Regions from separate parts of the Homo sapiens genome. Here all the other regions are linked to region 2. The links are chromatin loops, found by intact Hi-C in ENCODE. Cell type or tissue: PC-9. All regions are shown on one strand. Each heading gives the region's core, and the rest is flanking DNA. Links, peaks and the distances in the headings are about the cores only. Region 1 has its middle 44 kb from the start of F2RL1. Region 2 overlaps S100Z (S100 calcium binding protein Z). Region 3 has its middle 14 kb from the start of AGGF1. Region 4 overlaps IQGAP2 (IQ motif containing GTPase activating protein 2). Region 5 overlaps ZBED3-AS1 (ZBED3 antisense RNA 1).

Evidence for each region. Peaks named below come from ENCODE experiments on the same cell type or tissue, not always from the same donor. Only the 100,000 strongest peaks of a DNase experiment are listed, where the experiment ranks them.
Region 1: it touches region 2 in a loop (3-fold over the local background); 3 of 110 quality-filtered maps call a loop at or near these places.
Region 3: a loop joins it to region 2, with 12 times the contacts of the local background. A loop is called at or near these places in 73 of 110 quality-filtered maps.
Region 4: a loop joins it to region 2, with 15 times the contacts of the local background. A loop is called at or near these places in 16 of 110 quality-filtered maps.
Region 5: it touches region 2 in a loop (7-fold over the local background); 12 of 110 quality-filtered maps call a loop at or near these places.

What each region holds. Positions count from the first base shown.
Region 1 is chr5:76,771,767-76,778,258 of GRCh38, reverse strand. No RefSeq gene overlaps it. Among named protein-coding and RNA genes, the nearest start is that of F2RL1, 44 kb to the left of the region's middle. RefSeq lists an enhancer at 4,900-5,399. In PC-9, for the core only: CTCF peaks have their summits at 3,300 and 3,505 (motif pointing right); a DNase peak (open chromatin) is centred at 3,499.
Region 2 is chr5:76,865,193-76,871,684 of GRCh38, reverse strand. S100Z (S100 calcium binding protein Z) reads right to left here. Exons shown (of 5, transcript NM_130772.4): 2 at 1,401-1,519. Among named protein-coding and RNA genes, the nearest start is that of S100Z, 18 kb to the right of the region's middle. RefSeq lists an enhancer at 640-1,337. In PC-9, for the core only: a CTCF peak has its summit at 3,395; a DNase peak (open chromatin) is centred at 3,694; H3K27ac peaks cover 1,041 bases.
Region 3 is chr5:77,012,876-77,019,367 of GRCh38, reverse strand. No RefSeq gene overlaps it. Among named protein-coding and RNA genes, the nearest start is that of AGGF1, 14 kb to the left of the region's middle. In PC-9, for the core only: CTCF peaks have their summits at 2,772 and 2,973 (motif pointing right); no DNase peak of the experiment used is centred there.
Region 4 is chr5:76,598,491-76,604,982 of GRCh38, reverse strand. It overlaps IQGAP2 (IQ motif containing GTPase activating protein 2), which reads right to left. Exons shown (of 36, transcript NM_006633.5): 11 at 4,011-4,171. Among named protein-coding and RNA genes, the nearest start is that of F2RL2, 22 kb to the left of the region's middle. In PC-9, for the core only: CTCF peaks have their summits at 2,460 and 3,343 (motif pointing left); no DNase peak of the experiment used is centred there.
Region 5 is chr5:77,141,254-77,147,745 of GRCh38, reverse strand. It overlaps ZBED3-AS1 (ZBED3 antisense RNA 1), which reads right to left. Exons shown (of 3, transcript NR_182763.1): 3 at 1-94. It also overlaps a transcript of PDE8B not described here and the pseudogene HMGB1P35. Among named protein-coding and RNA genes, the nearest start is that of ZBED3, 57 kb to the right of the region's middle. RefSeq lists an enhancer at 2,888-3,182. In PC-9, for the core only: CTCF peaks have their summits at 2,838 and 3,037 (motif pointing left); no DNase peak of the experiment used is centred there.

The DNA.
Region 1 (6,492 bases), core at 1,505-5,504, 94 kb after region 2:
TAGTAGAGATGGAGTTTCACCACGTTGGCCAGGCTGGTCTCAAACTCCTGACCTCAAGTGATCCATCTGCCTTGGCCTCCCAAAGTGCTGGGATTACAGGCGTGAGCCACTGGGCCCAGCCGAAAGTAAGTTTTAACTGAACTTGGAAGTATCTGATCTTTATCTGAAAGGACTGTTAACCATGGCACCAAGGACAACCTTACTGATTCTTTTTGCAATTCGAGTTCTAATAAATTTAAAACATAATTTCTCTGTACACTGTGTAATATTCATTTTTGTTCTCTTCAGTTTGCCTGACACAATTTGGGCCCAATACACTTTTGGTAAATGAGTAATATGAATAAATGGAATGGAGATCTCACAGTGTGAGAATCTCAGCCAACTACAGTAATGGGAAGGGGGCTGGTTTACAAGGTTGATAAAGAGATGCATTTTTATTTGTCAGCATCCAGAGGTCCATATGGACAGGGTTTGCCTTCTACCTGCTGCTAGGAATACTAGCCTAGTCTCTGTGATTTTAAAAATAACCCAAGAGGCGGCCGGGTGTCGTGACTCACGCCTGTAATCTCAGCACTTTGGGAGGCCAAGGTGGATGGATCACAAGGTCAGGAGATCGAGATGATCCTGGCTAAGACAGTGAAACCCTGTCTCTACTAAAAATACAAAAAATTAGCTGGGTCTGCTGGCGTGCACCTGTAATCCCAGCTATTTGGGAGGTTGAGGCAGGAGAATCGCTTGAACCTGGGAGGCAGAGGTTGCAGTAAGCTAAGATTGTCCCACTGCACTCCAGCCTGGGCAACAGAGCGAGACTCTGTCTCAAAAATAAATAAGTAAATAAAAATAAAAAACGCAAGAGGCTATGTTTTAGGTACATAAAGATATTAGAATTTTCATATTTTTTCAGACCTGTGCTCTATCCTACACAGCATTCAAATCCAGCAGGATTTATATGCCTGATTCTAAAAGTCGATCTCAAAGCTTACGAATCAACCCCCATCCTAGTTAACCCATTATGGCTTTATCATCCCTGAACTTATCTAACATCCTACTCCTTTTTTTTTTTTTTTTTTTTTTGAAACAGTGTTTCACTGTCATACCCCAGGCTGGAGTGCAATGGCACAATATCGGCTCACTGCAACCTCCACATCCCGGGTTCAAGCAATTCTCCTGCCTCAGCCTCCCGAGTAGCTGGGATTACAGGCACGCGCCTCCACGCCCGGCTAATTTTTGTATTTTTAGTAGAGATGGGGTTTCACCATGATGGCAGGGCTGGTCTTGAACTCCTGACCTCAAGTGATCCGCCCACCTCGGCCTCCCAACGTGCTAGGATTATAGGCATGAGCCACTGCGCCTGGCCCTAATATCCTACTCTTATATTTATGTTTGTTCTAGAAACAATTTTGGGTGAAATTTTATGTTTACTAAAGATAGACAAAAATCACCCATAACCCGGCTACCCCATCTCAGGGGGTGTATAGCCATCACTGACCTTTGAATTTGTCGTGAAAGCCTGGAAAGATGTCAATGGTACCTAAAAGACATACGATGGAAGATTTTTTTTTTAACTTAGAAAGGCTCAACTTAAAGCTTATATTGGAAAAAGTAAATTATTCTTAATTCAGAGCACAAACCAGTCAAATCTGCCAATCATCAACAGATGGCATCTTTCACACATTGTACATGCCACAGTCTAAAACAAAATTTGCAAATTGACTATAAGAGTAAAAATTTGAGCCCACACACTGCTTTTTATTTTTTCACTCATTGTATATAAGATGAGTTTTAAGTATATTCTGGTTACTAGTTTAGGTCCAGTGGATACAGCAATGAACACAACCACTATCAAAGCTTTTATGTAAACTGATGTTTTGGGCAACACAGACAATAAAAAAGATAAGTGAAATTTTAGTGCATTAAATTGTATTAAGAGCGAAGAAGAGAAAACAACGCAGGTAAGTGGTAGATTAAATTTTAGCCTGTGGCCAGGAAGTGTCACTAAGATATCTTTGTGGCCGGACAAGGTGGCTCACACCTGTAATCCCAACATGTGGGGAGGTTGAGGCGGGAGGATCTCCTGTCCAGGATTTTGAAACCAGCCTGAGCAACATGGGCAGATTCCACCTGTACAAAAAATAAAAACATTAGCCAGGCATGGTGGCCGGTGCCTGCAGTCCCAGCTACTTCGGAGGCTGAGGTGGGAAGATCTGCTTGAGCCTAGGAGTTCAAGGCTGCAGTGAGCTGTGATCCTGCCACTGCCCTCCAGCCTGGGTGACAGAGTAAGACTCTGTCTCACAAAAAAAGAAGGAAAAAAAAAAAAGAAGTCTCTTGAAGAGAGGTAGGAAGGCAGTGAGGGAGCCAGCAATGCAGACTCTAATGAGAAGGGCATCTTGGGCCCAGGGAAGTGGGTGTGAAGAGGCCAGAGTATGCAGATGATTGAAAAGGTCAGTGTGGCTGGTGCTGGGAGAAGGAGGGATTGGAGGAGGAGATGAGGACAGAGAAGAGGGGTGGTGAAGATTAAACGTGGCCTTGTAGGTCATCGTAGGGCTTTGGCTTTCGCTCTGAATGAGAGTTAAAGCCATTTGACAGTTGGTTGCAGATATTATGACATTTTATCCCTAAAAACTTCAGCATGCATCTCTTAAAATAAGGACACTCTATGTAGATATTCATTAGTAGAAGTTTGCTTTTTAAAAATTATTATCATTGGCCGAGAGCTGTGGCTCATGCCTGTAATCCCAGCACTTTCGGAGGCCGAGGCGATTGGATCACTTGAGGTAAGGAGTTTGAGACCAGCCTGGCCAACATGGCGAAACCCTGTCTCTACTAAAAATACAAAAATTAGCCAGGTGTGGTGGTGTGGGCCTGTAATCCCAGCTACTTGGGAGGCTGAGACAAAATTGCTTGAACCCAGGAGGTGGAGGTTGCAGTGAGCTGAGATCGTGCCACTGCACTCCAGCCTGGGCAACAGGGCAAGACTCCATCTCAAAAAAACAAAACAAAACAAAATTATCATTATTTATTTAGAGATAGAGTCTCACTCTGATCCAGGCTGATATACAGTGGTACAATCATCACTCACTGCAGCCTCGGCCTCTAGGCTCTAGTAATCCTCCCACCTCAGCCTCCTACGTAGCTGGGACCAGACACCTGCCACCACACCTGGTTAATTTTTTTTTTAACTTTTTGTAGAGACGGTGCCTCACTGTGTTGTCTGTCTCGAACTTCTGCACTTAAGTGACCCTCCTGCCTCAGCTCCCATACAGGTGTCGGTCCCAGGCTTGAAAATTACTTAATATTCCCAAATCATCTAATATCCATCTTACGTTCAAATTTCCCAAATTGTTATGTAAATAATTTTGGAAATCATATCTATTGATTAAAGAACGTAAATAAATACACGTGCCTGACACTGCCTTCATGCAGTCTTTCCAAGTGCAGATTTCTTTTTTAACTTCACCCTGGAACGTAGCTCAGGAAGGTGATGCAGTTTGCCTAGTGGACAGTAGGGGGCGCCACAAGCCCGTTATGCTATTTGCCAGCATTGGTGACTTCCGTAGTGGAGGAGTGGGTGCCCAGGGTTCTGGGTAATTTTCACAGTGTCACACAAGACCTGTGATTTCAGGGTGCGCTCAGAACCCCACAATGTCACCATTTCTGTAAAGGAGGTCATAAAGACTTCAAAGCAGAATTGAATTTTATTCTGTTAAAAGCCAGCTCAAGCCATGCAGTACTTTTTGGGGTGATTTTCAAAACTGTGCTGTGAAATCAAATTAACAAAAAGCTATAATTCACTGAACTAACCACTTAAAGGAAATGACCGTAATCATTTCTCAAAAGCAAACTGAGAAATGCTTGGGAAATTTGTTTTCTTTAAAATTTTACTTTTTACTTTTTTTTTTTTTTTTTTTTTTTTTTTTTTTGAGACGGAGTCTCGCTCTGTCGCCCAGGCTGGAGTGCAGTGGCGCGATCTCAGCTAACTGCAAGCTCCGCCTCCCGGGTTCACGCCATTCTCCTGCCTCAGCCTCCCAAGTAGCTGGGACTACAGGCGCCCACCACCACGCCCGGCTAATTTTTTGTATTTTTAGTAGAGACGGGGTTTCACCGTGTTAGCCAGGATGGTCTCAGTCTCCTGACCTCGTGATCCACCCGCCTCGGCCTCCCAAAGTGCTGGGATTACAGGCGTGAACACCGCGCCCAGCTTAGGCATTACCTTTCTTTCTTTTTCTTTTTTTTTTTGAGATGGAGTTTAGCTCTTGTTGCCCAGGCTGGTATGCAATGGCGTGATCTCGGCTCACCGCAACTTCCGCCTCCCGGGTTCAAGCAACTCTCCTGCCTCAGCATCCCGAGTAGCTGGGATTACAGGCATGCGCCACCACGCCCTGCTGATTTTGTATTTTTAGTAGAGACGGGGTTTCTCCATTTTGGTAGGGCTGGTCTCAAACTCCCAACCTCAGGTGATCCGCCCGCCTCAGCTTCCCAAAGTGCTGCGATTACAGGTGTGAGCCACTGCGCCAGGCGGCATTACCTTTCTTAATGAAAGAAACATGCTTTTGCCACCACATTCTTCCAGATTGGTTTTTTGTTTTTGTTTTTTCAGTTCCTTACTTGCTTTATATATTGCCTGGAATCCAGTATATTTCTTCTTGCAAGTAAGTATTCCTGCAGCCCACAGACATTCGTTTGTGTTTTTCTTTCTTTCTTTTTTTTTTTTTTTTTTTTTTGAGACGGAGTTTTTCTCTTGTTGCCCAGGCTGGAGAGGCTGGAGTGCAGTGGCGCAATTTCGGCTCACTGCAACCTCTGCCTCCCGGGTTCAAGCGATTCTCCTGCCTCAGCCTCCTGAGTAGCTGGAATTACAGGCGCCCGCCACCATGCCCAGCTAATTTTTTGTATTTTTAGTAGAGATGGGGTTTCACCATGTTGGCTAGGCTGGTCTTGAACTCCTGATCTCAGGTGATCCATCCGCCTCGGCCTCCCAAAGTGCTGGGATTACACACATGAGCCACCACACCCGGCCCTCGTTTGTGTTTTTCATTCCTTTTTTTTTTTTTTTTTTTTTTTTTTTTTGAGATTGAGTCTCATTCTGTCGCCCAGGCTGGAGTGCAGTGGCACGATCTTGGGTCACTGCAACCTCTGCCTCCCAGGTTCAAGCACTCCTCCTGCCTCAGCCTCCCCAGTAGCTGGGACTACAAACACACACCACCATGCCCAGCTAATTTTTGTATTTTTGGAAGAGACAGGGTTTCACTATGTTGGCCAGGCTGGTCTCGAACTGCACCTCATGATCTGCCCGCCTCGGCCTCCCAAAGTGCTGGGTTTACAGGCGTGAGCCACGCAACTGGCCTGTTTGTTTTTTTGAGATGGGGTCTCTGTTGTCCAGGCTGGACTTGGCTCACTGCAGCCCCAACTTCCCGAGTTCATGTGATCCTCCCACTTCAGCCTCCCTAGCAGCTGGCACTACAGGTGTGCGCCACCAACCTGGCTAATTTTTTTGTATTTTTGGTAGAGATGGGGTTTCACCATGTTGCCCAGTCTTGTCTCGAACTCCTGGGCTCAAGCGATCTGCCTGCCTTAGTCTCCCAAAGTGCTGGGATTATAGGCGTGAGCCACCAAGCCCGGCCTGACATCTGACATTTGTTATAATTTGTATAGCTCTCAACCTGGCTTGTTTCTTCATTGCCTCATATTTTTCTTTCTCAATTTCCTCCCCCACTCCACTCCCCGCTCCTTTTTTTTTTATTGAAGTGCATCCTCAAGGAACTTCATTAAGAAAGAGTATGTAGTAAGTAAACGTGCTGAATCCTGGCAGTTTGAAAATGTCATTATCTGCCTTTACTTTTGATACCTGGTTTAGATGATAAGGAATTCTAGGTCCTAAAAAATTATCCACAGCATTTTGAAAATCTCGGTGTTTAGCATCCTATTTTCAGTCCCTTTCTCTGTTTTCCTCTCCTCTCATGCAGACTCCAGTCCACACCCTGTCTGGGCGGAGAAGTCTCACTCCTCCAGAGTCTGCTCCCACACATAACCCCCTACTCCACTCCCTCTGTCTACAATTCATGTTCTCTTTTCATCTCCCAGAAATGTGTTGAAATCTCTCAACTGCTGATGCCCAAATCATGCCTCATCATCTTTGTGACTATGGATTTATACTCTTTTAAATTCTTTATCGCTTCATTAGTATCTTAAGAAGAATGACAAACCTACATGCTAAGTTTACCTTCTTGAATTGGAATCTGTTTTATATAAATATAGGTTGTTGGGGTTTTTTTTTGCCTTTTTATTTGTTTTCATAAATACAAGTACTGTGTTTAACTCTGTTTTGCTAAATACACACAAACTATTGCTACCATGTTTACATAGCAGTTTTGCAAAGTTAACTAGGTTCTTTGAATATTTGGAGTTACAGTACTGACATATTAACTGGTGGTTAAAGGTGAAAAAGAGGAATATAAAGGGGCTATACTTACTGTAAGTTAGAGGCTACAGCCCAAA
Region 2 (6,492 bases), core at 1,123-5,122:
CGGGTGTGGTGGTGCATGCCTGTAATCCCAGCTACTCAGGAGGCTGAAGCAGGAGAATCACTTGAACTTGGGAGGTGGAGGTTGCAGTGAGCCAAGATCATGCCACTGCCCTCCAGGGTGGGTGATAAAGCGACACTCTGTCTAAAAAAAAAAAAAAAAAAAAAGAGTTTCTGATTGGCAATTTGTTGAAAGAGTTAAGCATTGTTGTCTAAAGACTTGAAGTCAGCAGAAAGAAATTCTTGAGTTAAGATAAAGGGGGCTGTGGAAGCCAAGGTTCTTCTTATGTAGATGAAACCTCCAGGTAGCAGCCTTCAGAGAGAATAAATGATAAATGTTTCTTTTTGGACCTTAAAAAGTGTCAAATTCCTAGTTAATTTCTCCTAGATCTGGAAAGGCCTAGCTGCATTAATGGAGATTCTCTATAGATGCAAAATTTCCCCCATAAAAGACGGCTTTACAGGACCATTTCAAAATATGTCAGAGAAGTCTATTTTGGGGTAAAATATTTTGATTTCCTTCATGGTCTGCTATCTGTCATGTGATGCTACCAGAGTGAGGTTGGAATTTGGTATCCCAAAAGGAAAGAGGTACAATGAGGCCTGTCTGACCTCTCTTCCCATCAAGGCCTGGAATTCAGTTGTTCAGGTTTCTCTGGGGTCCCCTGGGCCAAGAGAGGGTCTGTTCAGTCAGTTGAGGAGCTTAGGATTTTATTTTATTTTTTTCTTTGTAGAAATGGAGTCTTGCTATGTTGCCCACGCTGGTCCCAAACTTCTGGCCTCAAGCAATCCTCCCACCCCAGCCTCCCAAAATGCTGGGATTATAGATGTGAGCCAGCGTGCCCAGCCTCCTCCTCATTTTTTAAAGCACTTTCCCCTCTCCAGCTCTTAAATGTTGTTCCCACTGTGGTCTCAGCTACTCCTATAATTTCAGTCTCTCCCAAGATTATATTTCTTGGCCCAGATCTGTCTGCTAAGCTCCAGAACCATCTATCCAACAGCCTGCTGGACCACATCTCTACCTGAATGTCCCACAAGCTTTTCAAACTCAATTCGGACTGTCCACTAAAGAAAAAAAAAAATCAAGCTTTTAGAAAGTTAAAACTAGTTTTACTCAGGAATCTTACTGAGGACTATAGACCAAGGTCTACATCCTGGGAGCAGCCCTTCAGAGGGGTTCTGTGAGACTGCTCCAGCAAGGTAGCTCCACCCGCAGCTTCTACACAGGCCTTGGGGGTTCACTACATGCAAAGTCACATCAAACTTGCAGAAGTTACATTAAAGCAGAATCACATCAAGGTTTGTGTATAAGAGTACATCTGGTATAGATTACAGAGGCATCATCCCTAACCCCATCAGACATTATGTTACCTATAGGAAAAGGCATTAATTAGGCTTATTTACCTATTAAGGAATGCGATGACTCAGCCGAGACACGGGACTGTATGCTGTATCCTTTGTCTTCAAAGCATTTTTCTGGAGAGCTGGGTGTCTACACAGAGTCAGGGGCTTGTGAAATTACACTGGCAAGCAGAAATGAGTAAATACGTCTTTTTACGTTTTCTACTTTATCTCACGGGACCTAAGCAAAACTCATCCCCTCAGTCATCTCAAACATCCAGTTCCTTGGTCACACCAGCTTCTGTCACAATTTTTTTTTTTTTTTGAGACGGAGTCTTAGTCTGTCACCCAGGCTGAAGTGCAGTGACAGGATCTCAGCTCACTGCAACCTCTGCCTCCTGGGTTCAAGCAATTCTCCTTCCTCAGCCTCCTGAGTAGCTGGGATTACAAGTGGGCACCGCCACGCTGGGCTAATTATTTTGTGTGTTTTTAGTATAGATGGGGTTTCACCATGTTGGCTAGGCTGGTCTTGAACTCCTGGCCTCAAGTGATCCACCTGCCTCAGCCTCCCAAAGTGCCGGGATTACAGGTGTGAGCCACTGCACCCAGCCACAATTCTTAAATACCAGCTAAACTGGTCCACTTCTCTCCATTCTTCACCACCTTTGGGGCCTTTTAATTTTTGGTCCCTATTACTGCAGTGGCTTCCTTACTGCTCTTTCTACTTTCTACCATGCCCCTCCATTCTCACGTCTATTCTGCTGTCAGAGAAGCTGATCTAAATCACAAATCAACACCCACGCTCCTGGCCATTCAAAGGGTTGGCCCTGCCTGCAAACTGACCATGGTGTTGGGAGCTCCCATTCTTCCATGCCTTTGCAGGTTCTGAGCACACTGTGTGGAAAGCTAATTCCATCTGCTCCTTTAAGATCAGTTCAAATGTCATCTCCTCTTGGACATTTTCCTGCACTCTTCCCAACTACCCACCCCACATCCCCCCATCTCTGATAGGTGCCTTCTCTGTCCTCTCCTATTTCCTACCTTATGTTTGTTTTTCTCATCATTGCACTTACCATACATTCCCAACATCACGTTTTTTTTTGTCTGCCGTATGTTCCCCACCCTCCACACTTTGAATGAGTTCCTTGATGTCAGGGTTGATATCTGGTTCATCTATGCATTCCACAGCATTTAGCACAGGGACAGGCATATGGAAGTGCTCAGAAATCCTCACTGATGGATGAATTCATAAACAAATCAATCAGAGAGGGAAACATAAGATTCCCCAAGAGTTGGCCTTGTCTAGTTTAACTGCCAAATAATTATTTGATTGCCTTTATTCCACATAAAAATTTGCTTCATCAAAGGGAGAAAGAGAAACAGACAGACAGACAACAGTCATGTCAATGAATATAAAGAGTTTGAGCTGGATGTGGTGGCTCACGCCTGTAATCCCAGCACTTTGGGAGGCTGAGGCGGGTAGATCACTTGAGGTCAGGAGTTTGAGACCAGCCTGACCAAAACGGTGAAACCCCGTCTCTACTAAAAATACAAAAAGCAGTGAGATGTGGTGGCATGCGCCTGTAGTCCCAGCTACTCGGGAGGCTGATGCAGGAGAATCGCTTGAACCCAGGAGACAGAGGTTACCGTGAGCCGAGATAATGCCATTGCACTCCAGCCTGGGTGTTGCAGCCAGACTCTGTCGCAAAAAAAAAAAAAAAAAAGAGTTTGAATTTGGAATAAAATATTATTTAATTCCAAATTAAGTTGTTGAAGTTATAGATGCACTAAAATCAGTAAATCTTACAGAGTATATGGGTCTCAACAGTATTATATTTATATCATATTTAACCATAAAATAATTTACTCGGAGAACTCAGTTGGCAGGTAAAACTCCTAATAGAATAGATATTGAAAATTGTAATGCTGTAATTTGATTCAAGAGATGAAAATGTGGCTTCTACATCTTGGCTCTTGGGGTTTAAAAGCAAGGTGATTTTCTCTTTGTTTCTACTGGGCTTTGGCAGAGCTAAATATATCCTTTGGTACATGCTGCCCCTTAGTGTCAATCTCCAGGACTGCACCTGGCAGCCCTCTAATTCCCAGAATGCACTTGAAATCCTATTTATAAAGCCCTTTCTTCAGGGGCTTATCTTTATATAACCCAGCCTCAGCCCCTGCCCTCCAGGAGACTTTCAGAAACAAAGGCAATGTCAAAAGGCTCAAAAAGAATCTGTCAGGCTAGAGACACAAATTTACGGGTGACATGAAATCCCAGGAGGGGGAGACACACCTGTTGATAGCACAGAGGGTTATCCTATGCACCTTGCTTGCTCTATTAATTATTTCCATTGCACTTTGCAATTTTGGTATGAGTCATAGCCCTTAGGGCGTAAAGGTCTGAGATAGTGTGCAAAGAATGGGAGAAATGATCAGATTTGGGGGGAGCTTAAAGGTAATGACTGTGGCCGGCCGCAGTGGCTCACGCCTGTAATCCCAGCATTTTGGGAGGCCAAGGTGGGTGGATCACCTGAGGTCAGGAGTTTGAGACCAGCCTGGCCAACATGGCGAAACCCCATCTCTACTAAAAATACAAAAATTAGTCGGGCATGGTTATGCATGCCTGTAATCCCAGCTACTCGAGAGGCTGAGGCAGGAGGATCATTTGAACTCAGTTGCAGAGAGCTGAGATCACACCACTATACTCCAGCCTGGGAGACAGAGTGAGACCCCACCTCAAAAAAAAAAAAAGAAAAAAAAAAAGTAAGGATGATTTTAGAGAAAAAAAACTGGTAAATATCCACAAAGGTGGGAGCAAAAGGAGAAAAGATATTTGTAAGTGAGGCATTGGTCATGGACTCTGAAAGACAAGACGTATGTGAAGAAGAGGCATCCTGTCAACCGGGCAGGCAGACACCCTCCTTAGACTGAGGATACCCCCAGAGTGTCTGAGCCAGGAACTGCCCTGGGGCCAAGACTACAGTCATACAGGAGGCTAAGTTGCTTCCTCCTAAACTCTCCAGTTTTTGTCTTTTTATGTAACCAGATTCAAATGTTCTATCATTTTCCTAGCAACAGCATGAGGAATCTCAGTGGGAGGGACGGACCTCAGAAGGGTGGACACTTTTGAGGGTGGTGAGTATGTTTATTATCTTGACTGTGGTGATGGTGTCACTGGTGTATACAGATGTCAAACTTACCAAAGTGTGTATTTTAAATACGTGCAGTTTATTGTGTGTCAATTATAACTCAAAGCTATTTTTAAAAGGAAAGAAAGAAGCTTTCCTAGAATCGCACAACTATGTCGTAGCAGAGCTGAGACTCAGACCCATGCTTGTCTGACAAAAGATAAAATCATGCAGCCATTTAAAATTAGAATTATAAAGACTACAAAAATGCAAAAAAAATTTCAGGAAAATGGTAAGTGAAACTAACAAAGTAGAAATTATACATATGCTGTAATGGATAAATGTTGTGTACCTAAAGAGGGAAAATGAAATAGTCCTGTGTTACTTAATGACAGAAATATATTCTGAGAAATGCGTCATTAGGTGATTTTGTCATTGTGTGAACATCATAGGGTATACTTACACACACGTAGATGGTACAGCCCACTACACACCTAGGCCATATGGCATAGCCTATTGCTCCTAGGCTATAAACCTGTACAGCATATAACTGTGCTGAATACTGCAGGCAACTGTAATGCAATAGTATTTGTGTAGGTAAATATAGAAAAGGTACAGTAAAAATATGTATAAAAGATAAAAAAAATAGTACACCTTTATAGGACACTTACCATGAGTGGAGGCTGCAGGACTGGAAGTTGCTCTGTGTGAGTTGGTAAGTAAATGGTGAGTGAATGTGAAGGCCTAGGACCTAGGACACTACTATACACTGCTATAGCCTTCATAAACATTGTACAGTTAGGCTGCACTAAATTTATTTTATAATACTTTTCATGGCCAGGTGTGGTGGCTCATATCTGTAATCCTAGCACTTGGGGAGGCTGAGGCAGGCAGATCATTTGAGCCCAGAATTTCGAGACCATTGTGGGCAACATAGTGAAACCCTGTCTCTGCTAAAAATACAAAAATTAGCCGGGCATGGTGGCGCATGCCTGTAGTCCCAGCTACTTGGGAGGCTGAGGTGGGGGGACCACTTGAGGCTGGGAGGTGGAGGTTGCAGTGAGCCAAGATCACTACACTGCACTCCAGCCTGGGTGACAGAGCAACACCCTGTCTCAAAAACAAGCAAACAAACAAAAATTTTTCTTTCTTCAAAATAAGTTAACCTTACCTTACTGTAACTTTTTTTTTTTCTTTTTTTCTTTGAGATGGAGTCTCACTCTGTCGCCCAGGCTGGAGTGCAGTGGTGTGATCTCAGCTCACTGCAACCTCTGCTTCCCGGGTTCAAGTGATTCTCCTGCCTCAGCCTCCTGAGTAGCTGGGATTACAGGCACCCGCCACCACACCTGGCTAATTTTTTTTTATTTTTAGTAGAGACGGGGTTTCACCATGTTGGCCAGGCTGGTCTCGAACTACTGACCTCAAGTGATCCACCCACCTCAACCGCCCAAAGTGCTGGGATTACAGGCATGAGCCACTGCGCCCAGCCAACATTCTAGCTTTATAAGCTTTTAAATTTTTTAAACTTTTTGACACTTTTGTAATAACACTTCACTTGAAACTCACACTGTACAGCTGTACAATTTTTTCTTTATATTTTTATTCTATAAGTTTTTTCTATTTTTAATTTTTTTTTTAACTTTGTAAACTTTTTCATTAAAAACTAGGACATGGGCCGGGTACAGTGGCTCACGCCTGTAATCCCAGCACTTTGGGAGGCCGAGGCAGGTGGATCACCTGAGGTCAAGAGTTTGAGACCAGCCTGACCAACATGGTGAAATCCTGTCTCTACTAAAAATACAAAAAAAATAGCCAGGCCTGGTGGTGTGCACCTGTAATCCCAGCTACTCGGGAGGCTAAGGCAGGAGAATCACTTGAAGCCGGGAGGCGGAGGTTGCAGTGAGCCAAGATCGCACCACTGCACTCCAGCCTGGGTAACAAGAGTGAAACTCCATCTCAAAAAAAAAAAAAAAAAAAAAGAGCTAGGACACAAACACACACATTAGCCTAGGCCTACACAGGGTCAG
Region 3 (6,492 bases), core at 1,042-5,041, 150 kb before region 2:
ACATTATAACAATATTATAATAATATAATAAATATTAAAACAGTTTATAAGGTGATGACATGTTACAATATTATAACAAGTGTTATACAATACTGTTATAATAATAACAATATTATAACAATTATAATAATTTAACAATATAATGTCCAAATATTATAAAATATTACGACAATAATTATATGTTGGCCAGTCATGGTGGCTCATGCCTGTAATCCCAACAGTTTGGGAGGCCAAGGTAGGAGGATCACTTGAGCCCAGGAGTTTGAAATCAGCCTGGGCAACATAAGGAGACAAATAATAATTTAAAAAATTTTAAAAATAAGCCAGGTATGGTGCTGCACTCCTGTGGTCCCAGCTACTTGGGAGGATCATCCGAGCCTGGGAGGTCAAGGCTGCAGTGAACCATGATCACCCCATTGCACTCCAGCCTGGGTGACAAAGCAAGGCTCTCTCTCTCTCTCACTGTGTGTGTGTGTGTGTGTGTGTGTGTGTGTGTGTGTGTATACATACATATGTGTGTGTTATATAACAATTATAAGTCATATAATTAATATAGTATCATTTTCCCTTAGATTCTGTCTGAAAGGAAAGGAATGGGTTCTGAGTCTGATGAACATCAGCCTATCAGAAAAGAACAAAAGACTAGAGTTTGAGGAAAAGCAAGAAGTACCCTAGAGAAGGTTAGGAGCTAAAGGAAGTAAGAATTTTTTCCAAGACCAAAAGGAAACAAGAGGATACAGTAAAGAGGAAACAGGGTCTGGGGCTGGGTTGGGCATTAGGAAAAGGTGTTCAAGAAGAGAGAGAGCGCATTGCCCAGGAAGAACTGGGTGGGCAGATCTGATAAGGGACCACCATGAGGGCTATTGGTGCTCAGGAACTGCTTGGGAGCTGGGCCATCAGCTGCAGTTGGCTCTACTTTCATTCATGGGAGTGTCACCCCTGCCTGCACCAGGGAACTCTGGTAACCATCCTCCCTTGGTGCCCACGAGGACTTCATTCCTCCAGCATCCTCCCCCACTGACTCATAGGAACACTCACTTCATCCCCAGTGAAGCTGGGGAGCCAGCTTCACTACCCAATGCACATAATACCCCAAGACACTCATGAACCGAAGGAGAGGGAGAGGACTGATGGAGTCCTAGATTGGACCCTCAGTGGAGTGGGTGTGAGGAAGCATCTCCCACCTGTACTTGGGGGTGGAGTAGGGTGCTGAATTAATCAAGAAATGTGAAAGCATTTAACTCTGTAGGAGTCTTCTCCTTTCCTCCCTTCCCTTTTTTCCCTGAGGTGGAGCAAGTTATTGACAATTCTCTTATAATATAAAATATTTAAAAATATAAGAAAGGAAATTAAAATGATTCGAAGGAAACATTGGAATGCCACAACTACATATTTACCTTCTTGCTGTTTCAAGGAAGATCCTGGTCATGATCCCATCGTTTATTGATATGTACTTCTCGCCGTGTGTTAGTTCATGAGGATTCAATCTGAGATCATGATGAGTAAATATTTAATTACCAAAGTTATAGATTAGTTTCTTGGAACAGTCTCCTGATGAGCAAGGACAGAATGTAAGCCTAACAACTTCTTTATTATCATCATACACTTATTAAATATAGTCATGGCATTTCATTTGGCATTGAATATGTCTGCATATAAAATAGCCATGAACAAATTAAGATTCATCTGAATGTGTACCAAAACCCTAGAAGAGAAAGACAAAGTTGGATGCTTATGTAGCTCATTAGGGTTACAGAGGATTCCAAATAGTATAGAATTAACTTGATAAATGGGTGAAATGCTTTAGTTGTAACACAGACATGTGTTATGTAGTAAAGTAACAACTTCTAGACAGAGACACGTTAACTAAATCTCAGTTCTGTTACCCACATTAGCTGTGTGACTTTAGGCAAGTTACTTAAGCGCTCTGTGTTTCAGGTTTCCTCATATGTCAGATGGAGATTAAATAATAGAGTGGAAAGCTCTAAATTTAGAACCTAGCACATAGCAAGTTTGCAATGAATATTAATTATTGTTGTTCTGTTTTATAAATAGTGTTTGCTACATGCCAGGAGCTGGTTTAATTACTTTTCAAAAATAATTATTTATGTGCTAGGCACTGTTTTAAGCACTGTATTGATATTAACTCATTTAATTATCATAACAGTCTTGTGGGATAGGTATCATCATCATCATCACCATCATCATCATCATCACCTCCATTTCACAGAGAACAAAAATGAAGTCCAGAGATTAAGTAACTTGCTTAAGATAATACAGCCAGAAAGAGTCAGAGCTGGGATTCAAATTCAGACAGTCTGCTTCCAGAGGCAGTGCTCTTAATTCACATGTTACTGTCTCATCATCGTCATCATCATGAACCATAAATTCAGGTTTATGCATCAGCATGAGGCATTAATGTATACATGTTATTAATTGATTATTAAAGTTTTATCTACACAATAGATGGTTTAATATGATGCGTACATTATTCTTGTAAACTAAATTACATTTTAAGTGCAAAAGTGGGCTTGCTAATGAAAAAGTAGATATAGAACCATTCTAGAAAGCTTAAAAAGATTAATAGGAGCACAAATCTGCAAGGAAAGTTAGAGTTCATTGACAGTTCCCTGTCTTTTTATAGGATGGCCAACAGATCATTCTATTAATACATCCTACTTGCCTCTCAAGTTATTATAATGACCAAATGTGAAAGCGCTTTGTAAACTGTTTTTTAAAAACAAAGCTCTGTAGAAATGTAAGCTATAATGACCTGTCTTTTATACCCTACAAGATTCAGAACAGTATTCATTTGTGTGACATATACATGCATTCACATCCTTGGGAAATTTCTCAAGGGATATATAACATTCTGTCCATGTTGGCTACCACTGGAGAAGTGGGATTTCTGCTCTGACAGGGACTTCATTTCTCTCAGATCCTTTTTACTGAGACCAAATGACGTCTTGAAGAAGTAACACAAAACACAATTGACCAGAAGGTGGCAATAAAGCATTGACATTTTCAAAAGGTTTCAGGCACAAGTTTAAGGACTAACACGGTATTGTCTATCTGAAGAGCCAAAATGTTGCCTGGAGCTTCTAATGGTCCACATTCTGGGCCTGATGTTCTTCAGATGATTATGGAATTAGAGGCCTGTGTTCAACTATGAGGAGCAACTCCCCACCTTCCCACCATCACCCCAGGTGTCCCTACCCTGGAGGAGCCCAGACAAGAGGTGACTTGAATGTAGTGAGATAAATGCCAGTGCCAGGAATGCGCAGGGAGCTCCAGGAATGCTCAGGGTGCTCCAGGAGCAGGACTATTTATCTGAAGAGTATGTCCCCATCTTGGGGCATTATGGGAGGAAATTAACATGAAACTAAGAATCCCCACTTGAGTTAACTTTATTGTGTAAGTGGAATGATTATTGTGATAGTGTAATTATGTTATTTTTAATCCTTTGGTGAAGTTTTCCTATGTACCCATTTTACTGCATCTAGCAATGTGATGTCTTCTTGTTCTTCATCTAAGGAATGGGAAAGAATGTCGGGAGAAACGGGTGTACTCTTTAATTTGGTCCCCCACACCTTCTATCTCAGGTAATCAAAGAAGAGGATCCTAAGAAGACTCCCTTACTTCTGGGAGGTGCACATTAGTGCTGGATAGAGTAGGCTGGGCCCAGGTTTGTTAGAGAAAAAATCATTCTGACCCTTATTAACATGGTAAGGAGGATCCTAATCAGAACTATTGCAATAGGTAAAAGTGTCAAGACCATTGCAATAGGGGAGAGAGACTGGGTTCAACACTGAATACGACAAGAACAAGTGGAGATTTACAGCCAAGGAGCAGGTTGGGAGTAATGGTGGATGGAAATTTACTAAGAAGAGAAATCAAAGACGGGGCATTCTTGCTAGAGTGGCCAAACAAGGCTCTTGCTGAGGGCAGGAAAGGCTGATGAGATATCAAGGGTAGGGTATGAGGAATTTGATTGACATCAACAGCGATCAAATATTGAGGGTGGGGGATTCTCTCTAAATTGACTTTGTGGGATTCTTGTGAAAACTGGGCTATGCACGTTGAGGCCTAGTTGAGAAGAGGGCTCAGGAGAGATTGACTAAAGTTTGGTCAAGGAGAGAGTCTTTGTTAGGTCCAAATGTACAGAGAGCATCAATACCTTATTTTATTATTATTATTTTTTGAGACAGGGTCTTGCTGTGTCACCCACGCTGGGGTGCAGTGGTGTGAATTCGGTTCACTGCAGCCTTGACCTCCCAGGCTCAAGCAATCCTACCACCTCAGCCTCCTGAGTAGCTGGGATCATAGGGAAGCACCACTGTGCCTGGCTAATTTTTGTATTTTTACTACAGATGGGCACTTGCCCTATTGCCCAGGACAGTACCTTAATTTAATGCAGAATCTGCTTCATAAACTGGCAGAGTTTTGATCTTCTGCCAAGTGGCTAGACAGCCACAGAGATTCAGTGGGAATATGAATGTTTGTATATTTTGCCATATATATTTTATTCCAATATAAAATTGTTAGAGAATTTATTTGCATAAACTTATAAGAACATGTGTTTGGGTACTTCTCTTTAACAGCACAGTTCTTACTTCAATTAATCTGTATATATTGATAAGCAATGTACCTCACCTGTGTTATGGCTGTGTTGCTTTTGCTGGGAACTTGAAGAACCAAGCGTGTTTATGGGAGACGTGTAGGCTGGCTTACACCCTGACTTTCAAAAACCAGGTTAATCCTTAGCTCTTTAGCAGTTCTAACTAGGATGATACAATAGCTGGAAGATTAAAATATAATTAAATAGTAATCCATAGCCTTCTGAAGACCCTTATTTAAAAAAAAAAAAAAACCACAGAACAAAGACGTGCTAAGTATCTTCAAGTTTTTATGGGGTTTAAGTATGCACATGCTTATTAAACTCTTTCTGTGTCATTAACTTTGTAGGTGCCATTCTCTTTTTTCTTTTTTTTTAGAGATGGGGTCTTACTTTGTTGCCCAGACTGGAGTGCAGTGGTGCAATCATGGCTCACTGCAGCCTCAAACTTCTGGGCTCAAGCAATCTTCCCACATCAGCCCACCTAGTAGTTGGGACCACAGGTGAATGCCACCATGCCTGGCTAACTTTATTTTTTTATTTTTTATTTTTTTAGAAATGGAGTCTTGCTATATTGTCCAATCTGGTCTCAAACTCCTGGGCTCAAGCGATCCTCCCACCTCAGCCTCCAAAAGTGCTGGGATTACAGGTGTAAGCCATCATGCCCAGCCTTGTAGGTGTCATTTTCAGTGATGGCTAATGTGAATGTAATATTGGATAATTCAGGAATTAACGCATACTGATGTAGAGAAAAGTGGTATGTGAAGCTGTGTCTGCATCTTGTGCTCACTTGTCAAATTGAATAATGTTAGCTACAGCATTATATCACAGACAAAAGACAATAATTACAAAACAGCAGACAAAGGAGCTTTAATTAATCACAGCAGATGATACCGGTGAACCAATTCATTTGAAAACATGTAACTTGTATAATTTATCCTCCCTTCCTATATGAACCATGCCATTGGCTCACCAAATGATAGATGAAGGGAAATTTCTCTTTATAGAAAGATTTCAAGTGATAAGTAAAGAAGGAATGGTGGAATTAGAATATCAGCATTTCATAGCCCCTAATAAATTAATGGACCTAAATATCAATCATCAATATCTGCAAACCAGATATTATGTGTCTCTTGACAGAGGCCCATAACAATACCTACAAATTTGTCCTGCCCCAGAATTCTAAACTGAATCTGCACGCAAGCCTCTACCAATTTATAGGAAGTCAAATATTCTCACTTGAATGGGCATATCTCAGGTTTGATCATATAATTTGAGGACCTGGAGGTGGCCAAAGGGTTGTGGAAAAGCACATGTTCCCATTCTTCCAGCTTGATCCCTCTCAGAGATTTTTGACATGACTAAGAGGTTACCCACCCGCCCCCACTACCCAGCCAAGAAAATGAAGCTCCACCTTAAATGCTTACAGGATTCACTTGAGAATCTTTTAAAATGACCAATGTGTGGTTTCACCTTGACCTATTGAAGCAGGACTTTGGAGATATGGCCTAGTACATTTCAAAAGCTGCCCAGGCAATTCCAATGGGCAACCAGGGTAAAGAATATATTTGGAGACGCACAAAAAGGCAGGATAAAATGATCATTCTACATATTTGCGTAGTAAGTTGAATTTTCAAAAACTCAACAACCTTTCCCATTGCTTCATTGACCCCCTGAAGCCCATCTATGAACCCAGAATAGGAATGGTTATCAGCATAAAAAGCAAAGCTGAAATGGAGAGGTCATTCAGAAGGGAAATAAGATAGGACCGATCCAAGCTCCAAGATGGAATCACTCAAGAGCAGGAGTGAGATCTGGCAACACCATGTAGTGAAGTCTCAAACTGGTTGGCAGGCAGTGGAAGTCTAATAGGATGA
Region 4 (6,492 bases), core at 1,349-5,348, 270 kb after region 2:
GGCAGAGGTTAAAAGAAGAAACATTATATGAAGTCTAAAACTGTTTTCTTGGTTGTGACAAACTTTTTCAAAATTCTGCATGCTTCAAGGTGACATGCGGTGTCTTCCATAGAGAGTAGCTTGAGAGAAAAACATTCAAAAATAGGAAATGGTGGTAACAATTTATTTTCTGTAGCTGAATGAGGCCTCGCCAAGTGCAGATGTGAAATACACTAGTAATGTATAATAAATAATACTGACCACAATAACGATTTGGATTATCGGTAACTTGCACTGGTTAGTGTCCCTCACAGATGGAGACCATTCCAAAAGCGCAAAGTCCTTATGGGCATCCCATACACTTAACGTCTAAATGCTGACCCAACAGGAGTGAAATGAGAAAGTAAAAAATAAACACAGAAAGAAATACAACTACCCATCATTTCTTTAGAAATGAACAAAAACAAGCTATAAAGGAAAAGATTTTAAAAGTAACACCATTTGACCCAGTAATCCCATTATATGATTATAAATCATTCTACTATAAAGGCACATGTACCTGTATGTTTATGCGGCACTGTTCACAATAGCAAAGACTTGGAACCAACCCAAATGTCCATCAATGATAGACTGGATAAAGAAAATGTGGCACATATACACCATGGAATACTATGCAGCCATAAAAAAAAAGGATGAGTTCATGTCCTTTGCAGGGACATGGATGAAGCTGGAAACCATCATTCTCAGCAAACTAACAGGAACAGAAACCAAACAACACATGTTCCCACTCATAAGTAGGAGTTGAACAATGAGAACATGTGGTCACAGGGAGGGGAACAACAACATACACCGAGGCATGTCAGGGGGTGGGGAACTAGGGGAGGAATAGCATTAGGAGAAATACCTAATCTAGATGGTGGGTTGATGGGTGCAGCAAACCACCATGGCACTTGTATACCTATGTAACAAACCTGCATGTTCTGCACATGTATCCCAGAACTTAAAGTATAATAATAAAAAAAAATTTTTTTTAAAGTAACACAAGAGAACTCCACAGGCTTTTCCAATTGAGTATTTCTCTCCAGTACTGAAGTTACCAACTTTGGGAAATATTCCGTAGTTTCCCCAAACAGGTCAATGTCCTCTCCTCTCACTCCTCTCAGTTCTCTTCACCTCATCTATGGACAGACTAGTAAGGAGTCTACTAATCTAAGAGCCCTGGGAAGCTCTGAGAAGATCAGTAATCCAATTTAGTTCAGCAGATGTTTGTGAGCACTTACTACATGTAAAACATGGCAGGCACTACAGGAATATTAGGAGGAAAAAGGTGCAGCCTTTATGCTTTCAGACCAGTGGGTAAGACGACAAAAATTCCAAAAAGGTATAAAAGCAGAGCACAGGAAGGACCATTAAAGAGTCCATAAGAGTAGATATAATGGGGTTCAAAGCAAGAAGTGGAAGGAAACCCTTATTGGTGGAGCACCCTCCCTGGGACAGGCACTGAACCAAACACTAAATCCTCAAAACAGTTCTGCAAATGCAGAGTGGGGCTTTTGTTTCTTTTGTTTTTGTGCTTTATAGATGAAGGAAAAAGGCTTAGTTAGGGAGGGTCAATCTCAGATATTTTTGGTTCCAAGGCATATGCTCCTTTAACCACATCATGCTACCTCCCAGGAGAGATAACATCAGATGCTAGGGTGGGGAGAAGCACGGATATACCTCACAGAACATAATGTATGGTAGGCAGGGCTCAGAAGCTCCAATACTGTGTTTAGCTGAGCTGGGTAAAGGCACCAAGTTCCTGATGGTGAGAGGACCACGCATAGGAACACAGAGACCAGAAAGTACACTTGGACTTGGCTAAAGCACAAAATACGAGTAGGGATGGAGCTGGAGGTAAGGTCAGAGCAACATGCTTAGAATGAGAAGTCTGTTCTTAATTCGGATGTGAACAAGGAACAATCAAACAGAATTATGAATAGGGTTACATTTTAGAACAGTTAATCTGGGAACAGTGTATGCCCAAGGCTAATGTTAACCCATACAATACTTTTGTGAGAATTAGACAAAAGAATCTCTCTGGGCAAACACAGCCCCAAGAGTAGAAGCCACGGTGAACAGGGAGAGACTTTGCATGAATTTGTCAAGGTGGCCATGCACAGCACACTTGTGCTATGAAGAACCTGCACTCTATGGGGAGAGGCCCTGGACAGAGCCGTGTTTCTCAAACTTGATAATCTGCAAAACTGGGATTCCAAGATCCCAAGTTAAGATGCTGACTTTGGAAGTAAAATGCCAAGGCTGTAGAAGATCATTTGGGGCCAATACAAGTGTCAATACAAGAACCCAAGTGGGCCCTTAAATCCCATGTCAGTACTGGGTCTTCCAGATCCAGAATGTATTTAAATTAAAAAAAAAAAATCAAAACATTTTAAAAGTTCTTCACACAGAACACTCGAACTGTGAGGCTCCATCTGTAGGTCCCAGCTGGAAACTACAGGTATGAATATGGTTTTCAAATAGAATGGGACCACTTCTTTAAGGGTATTTGTAAATGAAGAAGCAGGCATTTTTGATAATCAGAATGGGTGAGTCAGGGGCTAATGTCATGTGGAGGACAGTTGCCAGGGATGCTAAATATGTGGAATAGTCTTGACAGTTATCTCACCAAGATGCCCCATTAGCCTGTAAGCTTCATAAGGGATTGACCGGGTCTGTCTTCTACTCTAGCACTGAGAAAGTATGGCAAAGCCTGGTTAGGTAGGAATGATTAATGAATGGGGAGAGAAAAGAAGTAGGATGACCAATTTAGGGGTTACTACAGAAGCAAAAGTGAGAAGTCTAAGTGAGGGTGGTTGCAGGGAAATGGAAACATCTTGCAGAGGTATAAGGCACATAGACTGGCTACTGACAGCAGGCTCTTTAGAGCACGAGGGTGCCCGGCTGAGGGCAGAGGGAAACTCAAATTGGGCTTCAGGTTTCTAAGCTTACAGGAGAGAATGGTGCCATTAACAAGTAACAGAAACAGTGGTGGTAGATATAAATTACCTTGGAAACACACTCTAAGGAGTCATATGAACCAGATGGCCAAATTTAAGTAGAACAAGAGAATTAGTTTCTCCAAAAAGACTAAAAACAAGGAAAACCCACCATCCTTCCATTACCTTTTGGCCATTCACTACATAGACAAGTGGTCAAATACCATTTGTTTAACCTAAGAAATCTCTGGTTTTTCCTTGGCAACTGTACATGACCCAAGAGAATTAGCCAACCTGCCTATTAGAGCCGTTCCAAAATCAGTAGCTGAAAAGAGCTTTTGTCAAGATCTGTGCAGACATCTCCCCCTGGTGGTTACAAGAATCCAAGATTCACTCATTTTAACTGGGGCTTTTATCTCAGCGACTCTCTCATCTGGCTCCCAATTCTGGCCATTTGATTTTCTCTCAAGATCCGCTATAGTGTTTTATAACAATGCTATCAGTTGTACTATCTGGTAGCACACTTCAGAAACATGAAATGAAAGATAAATGGATGTTGTTACCCACTGCCATGACCCACTGTGGTCTCAGGATTTCTTTGGCTTAATAATCAGAAGAGTGGAGTTTGGGGCCCAACTGCCCAATTTTAGGTCCATAACCCGGATTCTGTTTCTGCATCAGTGACATAAAAGAATTGGACTGGATGATTATTAAAGTTGCTTCCAACTCTTCTACATTCTGCGGTTTCCAAAAGACGCCCAAGGAAAGGTATGTTTCCAATAGTTCCTTTATTTTCAGCCTATCAAATAATCTTTGCCAACGACAAAGTCATTTATTAATTGCCACAGGATGATCACTTTCTGATTCTTCTTGTTCCCCAGAAGGAATACTGTAAACAAGGATACTAATTAGAAGGACTCTTAAAACAGACTAGTTTTCAAGAAACATGAGCATGGTATATGGATTTCTCCACCAACAGGCAAATTCCTCACTTTTAAGATCTGCCAAACATGCATTTCTGCATTGAAAGAAGGTTTGGAAAATGTTCCTTACCGTTCCACATATGCCTTGTCCAGATTGTTTAAGCCTATTGCGGGGCTTCTGAGTTGATTCTGCACAGACACAAGATCGTTGCTTTCCAAGGCCTGGTTTAGTAAAGCAACAGCAGACAACATTTCCACAGCAATCAAAAGCTCCTCGTGGGCCAAGTAGTTCTGTTGGAAAACATATGGCAACATAAGCTCCCCACACAACACACCTCATGTGCATGATGGAGGTTTACAATGCACATTTCAACAAACAACAAAAAGTCAAAGAACTTGATAGCTCAGCAGAAAGAGGAGTCGTGGCCACCTGCTTTCCACTGGCTTTAAGAACAGGTATATGGCTCCTGGGCTTTCATTAGATGATCATTTTTTGGGACTGGGTTGATTACAATGAAAAGTTACGATTCCACAAATATCTGCATTCCCATTGCTGATCCCTACTCCTAGCTATACTGGTTGCTTAAAGGCTCAGTCCAGCCATATAATTAAGCCAAGGACTAGATAACATTGTCACTGACTGAGAGTGCCAGGTAACATTTTAGCACAGCTAACGATTTCCAGTTTGAATTAAGGGTTAAGGGAAGGTTGGGAGAATTTCACTGAAAAGTTATAATCTGAAGCACAAAGCAAGGTCTTCAAACCAAGACTACTGATTTAATTCAAAAAAAGTTAAAGTGACATTTTCATAAATTTTAAAATAGAAATTTTAAAATACACTACCAGGTCAAGATATTTGAAGAAATCTGAGGTGATCTTTTGGTAAAGCAAGTAAAGCTCTCCAGGTTTTTTTGTTTGGTTTGGTTTGCTTTATTTTTATTATTATTATTTTTTGAGATGGAGTTTGGCTCTTGTTGCCCAGGCTGGGGTGCAATGGCACGATCTAGGCTCACTGCAGCCTCCGCCTCCCAGGTTCAAGCGATTCTTCTGCCTCAGCCTCCCAAAGTGCTGGGATTACAGGCATGAATCACCACACCTGGCCAGATCTCCAGGTTTATATGATTTAAAATCTGGATTTAGCTTATCCAAAAAAATACGTCTTAGATTTCAGAACACCCTTCCCCTTTAATATCTTCTTCCATTTAACCATTTTATATTATCTTGGCCCAACTTCAAAAGGAATATTTTTTTCATCATATTGAAGGGACATAAGGAGCAGGAGCATGAAAAAGAACCACTAAGGAAAAGCTGATACATATTTTACATTTAGGATATTACAGGTATTTAATATATAACATAATGTTCATCTTAAAATGCATTATTATATCTTTCTGGATCTCCACAGAAGTCTCGCAGCAAACTGATTTCAGAATAAAAAGGGATAGTTTAATCTTTCAAAGCAAATGGGAAGAAGGGGTTACCATCGAGAGCATGTAAGTAAATTTTATTTAAATATATTACATTAAATACAAGTTTAACATACAAAGTATCAAATTATAAGAGCAGAATGGAATCGTTTATAATTCACCTCCTCTATCTCTTTCAGTGACCTGTCCGTGGATACCTAAATTGGTTTACAGCAAAAAGGATAAGGAGAGAGGAAGAAGAAATGAGGTTGGACAGCCACAGGTTAACTATGGCCAGTTGAGGATGAATGAGTGTCCTCAAGCATAAGTAGCCTTGAGCTTCAGAGCCAGAGAAGTGGAAGAAAATATTAATGAGAGAACCTGAATGAAATTAAGAAAATAAGCTATTTTTCTTTTATTACAAATACTATATTTCTATTTAGGAAACATAGGGAGTCTTTTTAATTATTATTATTATTTTTGTAAAGATGAGGCCTATGTTGCCCAGGTTGGTCTTGAACTCCTGGCCTCAAGTGATCCTCCTGTCTCAGCCTCCCAAAGTGCTAAGATTACAGACAGGAACTACCACACTCAGCCAATACAGAAGTCTTAGTAAGCAAGAATAAGAAAACAAATGCTACCACTCAAGCTCTTTTGTGTATATCCTTTTATGTATTTTAAATTCATATATACATTTGCAGAGGTTTTGTCTTTATAACTGACTTCACTTTCTTTTTGCAAAAAACAAGATAATGCTATATATCTTAATCTTATTTTTCCCACTTAATATTAGTATGGATATCTTTTCCAGTCATTCTTTACATTATCATTTTTACTGGTTGCACATATTTCTCACATGTACAAGCACCATAAATGTTATTAATTTATAGGCAATCTGTTATTAATTAAACATTTGTTTCCTGGTTTTCAGTATTCTAAACAATGCTGTGAAACATCTCTGTGGCCAAAGCTATTTGGTTCATATCCTTCAGGCTTATTTTCTAGAACGTAACTGTCAGCATCATGGGCTTTTGATCTGTATTACTAAGACCACCCTGCAGAAAATCTGTATAATTCATACTCCCAGCAGCTGTGTAGGAGATGTTTGGGCCCCATATCTATCCCTACGCTGGGTTAAATCTTTCTAATCTTTACCAATCTAATTTTAAATCATAAGTGTACTGTGTTTTAATTTATATATTTTTT
Region 5 (6,492 bases), core at 863-4,862, 280 kb before region 2:
CCGTCAGTTGGAGGCTGCCTTCAGCTCCTATGCTATATGGCCCTCTTCACATGGCAACTTGCTTTTTCAAAGACAGCAAGGGAGAGAGAATCTCCTGGAAAGATGGATTAGAACATTTTTTTACTAATAAAAAAATTGTATTTACTTAGAAGCATTCAGAATTCAGAATGTCAACAAAACAGCTGCCACTTTTTTTTTTGCAATTACAGAGTGGTATTCAGTTAACAAAACAACAATTATTTCATATAAGCTGCATCAGAGACAAGTGAAAATAAAAAATCTACCATCCCCATGTATAACTAATTTGTGCTGTGCACTAAGAAGAACCTGCTTTAAATTTCCTTGCCAGTTTACAACCCCCATACTGTATCAGGCAAGGTTAGTGCCCATTGAAAATACACCAGGACAGGGCTATCTAAAGCCACATTCAGTAGTGTGTTAACTATACAAAAAAGACACTGTGCAGTTTAAAAACAAATGTTACACAGCCTTACATCTCAATGTCTTTCTTTAAAAGGAGTTGTAAACAGGGGGTTTAAATGCTTTCTAGACAAGAAAAAAAACTGTGCTAGAACCAACTTACTCATTATCATCATCATCATCATCTTCATCTTCCTCTTCTTCCTTTTTTTGCTTTTTTTAGCCGTGACAACTCCCTTTTTTGCTGCATCAGGCTTTCCTTTAGCTCAGTATGAGGCAATATCCTTTTCATATTTTTCCTTCAGCTTCACAGCCTTCTTTTCATAAGGCTGCTTATCATCTGAGGCAGTGCCCTTCCACATCTCTTCCAATTTCTTTACAACTCACCAATGGATAGGCCAGGATGTTCTCCTTTGATTTTCGGGCAATACTCAGAACAGAACAAGAAAACAGCCAAAGAATGCCTCTTGGGTGCATTGGGATCCTTGAACTACTTTTTCGTCCTAAAGGGGATCTTTAGGAGGGATATAGGTTTTCATCTGTCTTTCATAACGAGCCTTGTTCGCCTTTGCCATGTCTTCAAATTTCCCTTTCTCTTTAGCAGACATGGTCTTGCACCTCTCTGAGCACTTCCTAGAAAACTGAGAAGTTGACTGAACCATCTGGGTGCTTCTTCTTATGCGCCTCCTGACAAGTTTGCCAAAGAATGCATATAATAACACCTTGCCTCTCAGGTTCCATGGATCTCTTTTGCCCATGTTTAGTTATTTTTCCTCAGTGAGGCACAGAGCTTTCCAGTACCCACCTGGCTCTCACTTGCCCCCGTGCTCTCTCTATGCAGCTCAATGTACTCAGAATCTTATATAATATAATCATGTAAACATAATCACATATATCTCATCATTTTTTGCCAAATTCTACTAGTTAGAAGCAAATCACAGGTTCCATCCACACTCATGGCGAGATCCCACAAGGGTGAAACCAGGAGGTGGGGATTGTGGGAGCTACCCTAGCATCTGTCCTCAGTTCACCCTTTTGGCCTCCAATGATTTGTGTCCCTCTCACACACAAAATACATTTACTATTTCCCAAGGTCCCTGAGAACCTCATATCATTACAGCATCTGCTTGAAGTCCAGCATCTCATCATTTAAATCAGGTCCAGGTATGCATGAGGCTCCTTGAGCGTAGTTCCTCTCAATCTATAAAACTAAAGACAAATCGTCTTGCTCCTAATGCACAATGAAGGAATGAATATAGTAAAATAGTTATAGACATTTCTAGTTAAAAAGAGAAGGAGAGGTGGGCAATGGAAGATAAAAAGGAGTTACAGTCCAAAGCAGTTTTAAAACCCAGCCTAGCAAACTTCAGTCAGAATTCTTTGATTAGATTTCAAGGGCTGGGAATAATTCACCATAGCTCTTGGTTCCACCCTCTGAGTCATCTTTCCTTTTTTCATGAAAAGTAGCACATGTTTGCAGCTGAGTAGTTTTATCATTCTGCTTCCTGCCAGTAGAATTTTGGAGATCTAACAGCCTCCTTTCATTTTGTACTCTTTCCGTCCCTTTCAGTTTAAGTTGGCAGTGTTTTTGCTGAAATACTTTTCTTAAATACTTTGTGGGTCTCCAGTAAATTTCCCTTTACATAAAGGCCACATCCAAGGTTCTTTTTGAGCTAGGCCCCCTTCTACCTTGAGTTCCTGCTGAGATGGTTGAAAGATAACTCAATTAAGCTTCCAAAAGGTCCTATTATTTGAGAGGTTCTGTGAGATACACCATTAATCTCTGGAGAGGGCCCTTTGTATGACTGAATACTACTCTGATCCCTTAATCTTCCTGAGATTTTAACAAAAGCTTGTACAATCACTACTTAGCTTTTTCTCTAGGCCAGGACTTATCTCTATGCCACAAGCTCAAAAGTGATTTCTTAATTTTAACATCTTTTGCCATCTGGAGAGACTGAGAATTTTCAGAATCATCTTTGATTCCTTTTTGTTTAACAGTTCTTCCCTCGATTTATCACTCTCCTCTTGCATTTTACTATAAGCACCAAGAAGAAACCAGGTGGTACCTTCAACACTTTGCTTGGAAATCTTTTTAGCTATATTTCATCACTTTGTATATGTATCATTGTGATGATTCATTTGTGTGTTTCTGCTTTTAAGGCATTTGTAGCATTTAAAAGACTTAGATATAGGATATTTGTGATTTTAGAAGTATATATATATTATACACTATATATTACATATATTTAGGATAATCAATTAGTTTATAAACTAATATTTAGATATTTGGAAAATGTCACATTTGTTAAATGCATAAGTTTTCATTTTTAGTCGTTTAGGGAGTATTTGAATTTTTAGGAGAATACTGTTTATTAAATAATTAATAAAGATGTAAGCAGACTACAAATAGCAGTGATTGTGCCTCTCTACACACAGAGGCCTCTCAGACATTGAAGAATTTAATCAGATGTAAACATTCCAGAAAGATTCATGGGGGTGATATTGAAATCAGGGGAACTTAGAACCTGAGAGCCAGGCCTGGCTATCAGTTGCTGCTTCGGTGAAGAGAATGGACGGCGGCCTTGCAACGCTGCTGCCCTGACTCCCTCTAGTGGTTCGGTCTGCAAAGACTGCCTTTCCTGATCACCAAGAGAAAAAATCTTTTGCTAGGTCATCTCTCTCCAAAAAGTTTCATTTGCTTGGTGAGACAAAAAAAAAAAGCTCAAAAATTCTTCCTCCAACATTTTTATATATATCTAGTCTTCATACAAACATTTCCTATATAACCAAGTATCACCACCTACTTTGAACATCTTTAATGATTATAAAATGCTTCCTTCTTTTCAGCGGACACCGTCCCTATGACTCGTACTCATTGGTCCTGTATTTACCGTTTGGAGCCACGCAATTTTCACTGCTCTTCCACCTGACAGCACTTCAAATCTTTGAAAACTTTGAAAACAGCTTCTTGTCCCCGCTGCAACTTATCTTCTTCAGGCCAACACACGTTGTTCATTCAACTGCTCCTTCTTTGACCCAGTTTCCAGATTCTTCTGTCCCCATTGCTCCCCTCTGGAGGCACTCCAATTTCTCAACAGCCCCTGGAGACATCCTGACTGCCAAGACCTGGACCCAGTGCCTGAGATGTGGTCCTACTGCCCCACAGAGCAGTGGGGCTGACACTACCCTCCTCCTGGACACTTCTCTTGTGAATCCATGCTCTTTTGAGCAGATTTACAAAATAATGGACCAAAGGCTGAGATTTCTCATGTCTGGATTCTTCTCGTATGAGGCAACTTCACGTTTGCTTTACCCTCCATGTAGCCAGGAAACATTTTCTGTTCTTGGACCGAACTTAGTTTCCCAAATACTGATGTATGCAAACAACTTCAAGCAGACCAGGGCTGTGTGAACTTGGACTGCCACTGATCAGAGCGCTAAAAAAAAAAAAAAAAAAAAAAAATCCCTCAAGAAGGACCACTCCCTTATGAGATTGAGGCTTGGGAGCTTGAGAATGCACCTCTCATCTTCAAGCTGGGGACATCTGACTAGCCTAAATCCCCTCTGCTGCTGTTTAAACTCATTTCCTCTAATATTGCCCTCTGTGGACAAGAAGAAAAAAGACTTGATGTCAATAATGTAACATCGTTTTATAGTTTGAAGACTGATACACCTCTCTCCTCTGAATGAATGTAGACATTTCCCTAAAGGGCTATTTTTCAAAACCTTTCATCAGTTACTTTGTCTCCCCTGGCTCCTTTCCAATTTCTCCATAACATCTTCCACTTATGGGCCCCAAGACTGAACAGTATGTTTTAATGACTGATATTGGCTATAGATTAAGAATTATATCTGTGAAAATATTTCCATTATAACATAGCTCATTGTTACAAAGATCTACACATGTAAGAAATCCCTGGCGTATAACAGGTTACATTTCAAAACTTTCTTTGTAGATCAATTATTTGGTATTTGGGCACATTTTTCCATAAAAACAATGTTATATCTTGTATTTGGACTCTGAGCCTAGCAAACAAGAGCCAGTTTAATCCACAGAGCAATAATGATATCAGGTTGAATTTCAAGAACAGGAGTTCTCCGATGTTGAGAATAGAAGACGCAAGATGATGGGAATCTCTTCCTCCAGTTTCTCATCAGGGAGCCGCACATAGGGAACATTAGGAAAGGGATGGCTATTAACTTTGGGTGTCTTCTCACATTCTTTTCTGGCCCTCCCCACCTCCTTGGGTTCTGGTTCCCGATATCCTAGGGTTCCCCGAAGTCTCCTAGGGTGCTGCCTCACTCAGATCTTCCCACAGTCCCCAACTCTCCATGCCTCAATACATCTTAGCTCCTCTCTCTTATGATCCAAACACACATTTCCTTAATGAAGCTAAGTTTGGGAGAGGGTTAGGATGACAAGCTTTCCTTGAACCAGCTGCCATTGAGTAAATTCTGAGCAAAGCGTCTGTTTTTAAATGAGTAGCTTACTTATCCAAAAGACTCTCATCTGTGCAGTTTCAGGCACTGCCACAAAATTAAAAAAAAAAAAAGATTACATGAAGGGAATAATTTGGGGAATGTGGAAGCCATTATAATAAGTGTGCTTATTCTTCCTGCTTGGGAATCTATCCCAAATGGTACCTGCTTTCCACAGATTCCCTCCTTTCCCCCTTTCTGAATCACAGATTATATGCCCCAGATTGTTTTCAGCAGTTCCAAGATTTTTAAAATTGTTTTTATCTTGAGAAATTACTGAATTAAGGCAGATAGACAACCCCCTGCCACCAGAAGAGTACATACTGTAGGATGCCATTTATATAAAACTAATCTATAGTGATAGAAAACAAATTGTTTAAGCAAAAAATGGATTACAAAAGGGCCTGAGAAAACTGTGGGAGGAAACAAATGTTGATTGTGGTAAAGATTCCATGGGTACGTACACTTGTCAAAACTTATCACATTGTGTACTTTAAATAAGTGCAGTTTAGTGTACATCAATTATACTCAATAAAGTTGTAAAAAAGAGAAATGCAACCAATATGCAAAAAGACTAATTGGCATTTATTAACAGCTCATATTTGCCTCAAGGATTGTTTATAAAAAATGAACTAAATAAAACAGATAAAAGTGACATCCCCAGACACAGTTCCAGTTCTTTACTGCAACCTCCAGAAGCAAGTAGCATGAATTTAGTGTATATCCAAATCAGTCCACTGGTAATAATTTTACATACATATATAGTCTTAATATAATGTATTATTTCTGTGTTTTTAAAATTTATATCAATGACATGCACATTTTATTCCATGAATCTCTTTTCTTTACATTATGTTACGTGTTGGTATTATATAGATACTTTATACATGGATATATTATGTTATATATGGGAACAATCCATTCCTTCTAATGGCCATTATAACAATTCATATCCTAATAGAATATTATGGTAATTCATATCAAAATAGAACGTGAATATGTTACATTTTATTTATAAATTCTCTCTTTGATAGGCATTTCAGTTGTTTCTAAGGTTTCATAATTATAAGCAATATTGCAATAAGCTAAGGTTTTCAAAACAAATGTCATGGTATTGGCGGTAGGAGTTACTGGGTAGTAGCCACCTGGTAGGTATATAGATAGGTCTTCTATGAGTCAGATATTGGTAAAGTAGAATGTCCTGTTTCAAGGATCCATGGACTGCACAAAAATAGCCAAAGTTGAATAAGACCCTGTCTTTAAATTCCAGAACAACAAAGTGGTGCTATTATGTATCCTGCAGAGTTGGAGATGATTCAGAGGACAATTCCAATGCCCCATAGAGTTTAAATCTGACTTGGATACAGTTGAGATTCAAAGCAGATGACCTCCCACAAAGCAGGTGGGTTAGATGCCTTTAGCAATAGGCCAAAGCAACTCAACTCTATCTGTTGCTGTTTAAAGCCTTCTTGAAGGTCGTTAATGTTAAATGAGCACCAGAAAATGTATATTCATTGCTTCTAGGTTACTATGTTTGATACATATGTATTAAATCTACCTTGTTTATAGTATTAGATCCCTCTTTTGTGC